2 separate regions of the Homo sapiens genome follow, and region 1 is linked to region 2. A link is a contact called in ENCODE Hi-C or POLR2A ChIA-PET data. All regions are on one chromosome and are shown on one strand. Each heading gives the region's core, a stretch centred on a gene start or an enhancer-like site at or near the end of the contact. The rest is flanking DNA. Distances are from core to core; before and after follow the strand shown. Region 1 overlaps AIG1 (androgen induced 1). Region 2 overlaps LOC153910 (a long non-coding RNA gene).

Region 1 (2,700 bases), core at 69-2,568, 590 kb after region 2:
GACAGAACATGGCACAGGCCGAGGTTGGAGAGAAAGGAAGGAACCAAATCATGTAGGCATTTGTAGGAGCTGGGTTTGTATTCTATCATTACTTCCTCAGTCAGTAGAGATAATGAAGAACAGAAATCTAGGCAAATATGGATAAATTATAAATGTACCAAAATGATGATAGTTAAAACCCACGAAAAAAAGAGCATAACATCAACAAGTGCTTTGGCAATTTTCTATGTGGAGATTCTGGTTTTAAGATAATTTGGGCAGAATTCATAGCATAAAAAATTAACATTACTCACAGACTTACATTCTAAGGAGAGGAATTCCATGTCATGCTTTTAGGAATGAATCCTAGAAACTGATTGTCCTCTGGAACAAAGGAGACTGTGGCATTTTAGAGAGCCCTAAGCTTCACTATGCGTTTCTGAATTTGAGGATATGGTTGAGGAAAATTAGTCAGAAGGAAAGGACTTGGACACTCAGGATTCCATAGATCTGGAAAGTAGGAAGGCAAGGGCTGTGCTGAAGGAGACATTCACTCTTTGCATGGGGGCCATCAGAGACGAAGCCAGATAGCATGCACAACACCCAGCTTATTCTCACACCCATACTTTCTCTGTTTGCAAAGAGAAATCACAATGGAAATATTTCTAAAGATTACCCTTCTGCAACAGAAAGAATTGACTGGAAAGTAAGTTATGAAAAAGAAATCTGGAAGCAAGGTAATAGAGCCCCAAACAGAATTTAAATCTTTTCCTATCAGTATTTGGTAGAGTCTGAGTACTGACTTATCAGAATATATATAGGATTTTATCCAGTTGAAGCTGCAGACTTTAAGGATGTATCCATTTCCTCCCCTCTTCCCTCTGTCCTTCCCTCCCTCAACAGTGAATGTTTGAGATGATGCTATCCAGCCTTTATAGACCAATCTATAGATAAGTGACTCTTCTTTTTAGCCTTCTTCATGGCGAATTTCTCTCCAACATTCTTTGCATTCTAATTGGTCTTACTCAATTCCAAAGAATTTCCCATTAATCAATAAAGCTTCTTCTTAGAAGTGGACTAAAGCTGAAGTTTCAGCTTCTGTCAGACTCCATGTGAGAGACTCCTTTCAAAAAGAGGCAAACTGTAAATCCAGTTTTCTTTTGGCATTAATTTCCTAGTAGTTCTGGGGGTTCAAATGAGACATCAGTGACTAGCTGTCACTCAAGTATTTTATCTCAAAGCTTAAAGGACTGGAAAGTGACTGTGCTCCTTCCACTCTCAGTTTAAGTACAGTATTCTGTTCCTGGCAGCCAAGAAGCAGCAGGTGTAGGATGAGGAATAGCTGGCCATTGCTCCTGGCCAGAGAAGGTGCTTCTTCACAACAGTGGAAGGTTTCAGTATCGCTTAGCCTGTCCAAGAGAAACTATTTTTGTTCCATATCCATGCCCTGGTAGGAGAGTTCAAATTTATTTTGGGTTTGCTGATGGCTATACTATCAGGAGGATATCAGTGCAGGAAGCCAAGAAGCTACCATCTGTGCTGTGTTTATATCTAAAGAATTATTTAGAAGACTGATTACTCAGTTAGCTGGGCCTCCTGACCTTCTAGTATTACACTTAGAAAGGTAACTAACACTTTCTTGAAAGTCACTTCACTTTTAATAACCCATATAATTCCCTCAATATAAGGTAGGGATCAAAGTATTGACCAAAGCTTCACACTGAGTCTCATGTGTTGTGGATGCTATGAATGATCACTTGTGGTTAACAGATAGTGACTCCTAACAGTGATATGTTAGTAAATATTTAACAATGGGCTCTCTAGGGAAAAATAACTGATTCATAGCATTTGCCAGTTTCCATGATGGAATAGTAAGAACAATTTTATAAATTCAAAAACATAGATGAAATATAGAAATTCCTCAAAAGACAATAATGACCAAAATCAACTCAAGCAAAGTAGGAAGCCCAAATAGCCCTATATTTATTAAAGAAAATGAATTCACAAATCTGCCCACCAGAAAAATTGCAAGTCCAGATGGCTTTACTAGGGAAGTATATCAATTGCATAAGGAATAAATTACACTAATCTTGCACAAAACCCTTCAGAAAATAGAGAGGAAACACTTCCCAACTCACCTTTTGATTCCAGAATTTATACTGTTACCAGAATTAGGTGAAGACATTATGAGAAAAGAAAATTATAGATCAGAAATCAGTATACTTCATGAATAGAGATGAAAAGAAAATTCTTTGCAAAGTATCAGCAGATTGAATCCAGTAAAAACATATATTATATATATATGTGTGTATATATATGTGTGTGTGTGTGTACATATATATATATATATAAATTATCATATATGATGACCAGGAATGTAAGGTTGGTTTGACTTTCAAAATCAACTGATATAATTCACCATATTAACAGAATAAAGAGGGAAAACTGTATGATTGTCTCAAGTATGAAACAAAACCATCTGAAAAAATGGAAAAATTCAGCACTTATTCTTTGTGTATGTATATAACTCCCAAATAAAGTAAGAATAGAAGAGATTTTTCTCAACTTGATAAAAGACAACTAAAAGAAGCCTGCAGCTAATATCAGACTTAAGTGTGGAAAGACTGACCACTTTCCCTAAGATAGAGATGAAGGCAAGGATGCTCACTCTCCATCACTTCTATTCAACATATTGCTGCAGATCACAGGCAGTGCAATAAA
Region 2 (2,700 bases), core at 56-2,555:
GGCAAGGCTATTCCTCTTTCAGTTGAAGGACTCTTTATGAGATCATCTGAATTCCTTTTTAAATTAAGCTCCATGCTCACCAAAGAAACATTCTGATTATGATCTTGCTCCTTACATAACTTAGCAACAGGGAGGAAATGCTGTGAGTTTGCCTCCTGCCTTCTGGAGAAACCTTTTATCTTCATTTCTAGCCAACCACATTATAGTCTTCCTTTGGTTCAGAAAATCTTCCATGGTTTCTTTAATAAAAGTAACATGTAACACTAAATAAAACTTACTTTTTCTGAGCTATGGCTTTAGTTCTCTTTTCTGAGAGTCTGCTTCTGACTCATCAATGGGTATGAATTAGAGTGGCAGAGGGAAAGAGCTAAAGACTGATCAAACCTCCAACCTTACATTTCCCTGAAATTCACAGAAGATGCATAATGAGCTATCACCTTACATATTTTTCACAACTGCTTTTACTCAGAAGTACCAAAATGCAAAGAACTCCTTCTTTCTTACAGGCTGCAGAGCCTCAGAGACCAAATAAACTGTGAGCATTTGAATGACAACTGAAACCTCTTGTGTGCATTTTTATTTATCTAACTCAAGATTTGCTAGAGTTCAAGCAACTATTTAAAGTTCAAAAACCTATGATTAATGTTTAAGTTGCTGATGAGATATTTTTCAGATCCTGATCATTGCTGAGCAATGGCATAACATTAAATGCTGGAGCAGCAAGATTTTACTTTCCAAAGGACTGAGCTTACAGAACATGAGAGGGAGGCAGGAAGAGGGAAAGGGTGGAGGAGTCTGAGGCAGCTGAATGATAAGCAAAGAACTCTTTTGTTCTTTTCACACTACGGAATCAAAGCCATTTCAGTTCACTTCCCACACCTGAGATGTTTGTCACTAAGCCATTTCCTTCTCTCTGAAGTGGGTTTAGACAGTCATTTTGCTGTTGTGAAATTCACATCCCTCTTTTCCCAAACCACATCCATGCCTTTCTCAGTTCACCCTCCCCAGAAACACCTACTCTCAGGCAGGATTGGCAGTTTGCAAGTTTAGAGTCTCATAGAAGAGATAGATGACAAATAAAGCTAGAAAAAAAAACTCTTTTCAAGGAAATTGTAAGACCTCTTGAAATACAAAACCTATTTTTCCAGGTTTCTGATTTTAGCCAGTATGAAGATCAATGGAAGCAAACTGCATTACAATAAATGTTGTCAGTCCCACTGATATTCCTTGAAACTGTATGTTCATGGAAGCCCACAGTCTGGCCTTGTTTCAGTGGGATGCTTACCTGAAGTTCACCTCACTACATTCCAGTTACTGAAGCACATGACAAGTTGTGACTTGTGCATAGTTTTCCCCTGAGTTTTGAAAAGTAGAAAGCTGTTATTTAGCTTTGTGGTTTGTTGGGGTTTAAATTTCTGTTGCTATTGCAGCTGTCTTAGCAGTGCAAATCCCAAAGCAAAGAATGATGTGAAAAATTTTGCTCATTTTGAAAGTGTTAGAGAATTTTTTTTAACTTTGACTCCTTGAATTCTCCAGGAAATGATGTCAATCAGTTTAAACAAACAGCACTTTCCACAGAGCTCCCAGGCAAAGTCACATGGTGTTCTGTGTGCTTGGAGCTCACCAGGTTGGTATTATGAGAGGGGACAAGTCAATTGGTAAGTTATAGCAAGGAGGAAAGTTTGAAAAACTTGGAGGATGGATGAGTTCCTGAGTGATTACCTAATTCATTCTCTTGACCACAAACAGTTCTATTGATGAACCTTTCCCAAGAGATGGCTTTCTATTGTGTTTTCAAATATTTTTAGAGGGGAAGCTCTGCTCTGCAGGTTAGATAAAATGGGTAAACTGTCAACTCTAAGGTGGGCTGTAAGTAGGACTAAAGACATCTGCTTCTTGTCTGTGGCAAAATCCTAGATTTGGATAGATCAAATTTGGATAGATCACATGCAAGAATATATAAACAAACAAACCTTTAGAGAAACAACACTGAACTAGAAGGGAATGTAAACCTATTTCCAAAGATTCTGAGAAAAATCTTGTATTTGAAAAATAACTTTAAATCAGAAAGAAAAAATTTATGATGACATTTTCTTAATGTCATTAAAGGAAGCAGGACTACATGGCAACTATGAAAAAAGAGCATAAAATTACAGGGAGAAAATTCATTAAGATGAAGACAGAGATAAAGAAAGAAGCATTCTTAAATTTAAAATGTAAAAAGTTCTGTAATCATACAGAATTGAAATGAATATGTGAATTGGAGGCATTAATGAATAGAATTGACAATGCATAAAATGAATTGGTCCTGTGGAATAGTAACTTAAATATCTCCCAGAGCGTCAAGTAAAACATAAAAGAGTTCAAATTGCCAAGAGTGAAGATGATTGATGATCAACATGGGTAGCCAAGGAAAGAAAATCATAAAATAATAGATGTTCCAGAAAAAAGATATGTGACTGATGAGAATAAAACAGAAACTAAAGATTCAATAAAACGAGATAAATATTAAGAAAGATCAAAAAGGAGTAGCATAAAACAAAATAGCAGAAGAAAAAGCAGGTAAATTAGTTAAGACAATAATGAAAGTAAACAGGAAAAAATTTGTTTCCAAAGGGCAAATACCCAGAGTAAACATAAAACTACCTGGGCTATCAGACTCCTAATATATAAATCAAAAGGACAAAGAAACATCAAATC

Evidence for each region. Hi-C counts contacts between places; a loop is a spot of excess contacts on that map. ChIA-PET counts read pairs that join two places held with the same protein, here RNA polymerase II (POLR2A).
Region 1: a map with no recorded cell type shows a loop between it and region 2 (3-fold over the local background). The contact joins two enhancer-like sites. A Hi-C loop is called at or near these places in 1 of 37 single-sample maps with no recorded cell type. POLR2A ChIA-PET finds 5 or more read pairs at or near these places in 1 of 52 experiments (HEK293).

What each region holds. Positions count from the first base shown.
Region 1 is chr6:143,159,258-143,161,957 of GRCh38, forward strand. The region is part of intron 2 of AIG1 (androgen induced 1); the gene reads left to right. The region is part of intron 1 of LOC124901416 (a long non-coding RNA gene); the gene reads right to left. Among named protein-coding and RNA genes, the nearest start is that of AIG1, 100 kb to the left of the region's middle. Within about 2 kb of position 1,319, at least 2 of the 41 ENCODE cell types and tissues checked have a DNase peak (open chromatin) inside an H3K27ac peak, as active enhancers do.
Region 2 is chr6:142,568,991-142,571,690 of GRCh38, forward strand. The region is part of intron 1 of LOC153910 (a long non-coding RNA gene); the gene reads right to left. Among named protein-coding and RNA genes, the nearest start is that of ADGRG6, 270 kb to the left of the region's middle. Within about 2 kb of position 1,306, at least 2 of the 41 ENCODE cell types and tissues checked have a DNase peak (open chromatin) inside an H3K27ac peak, as active enhancers do.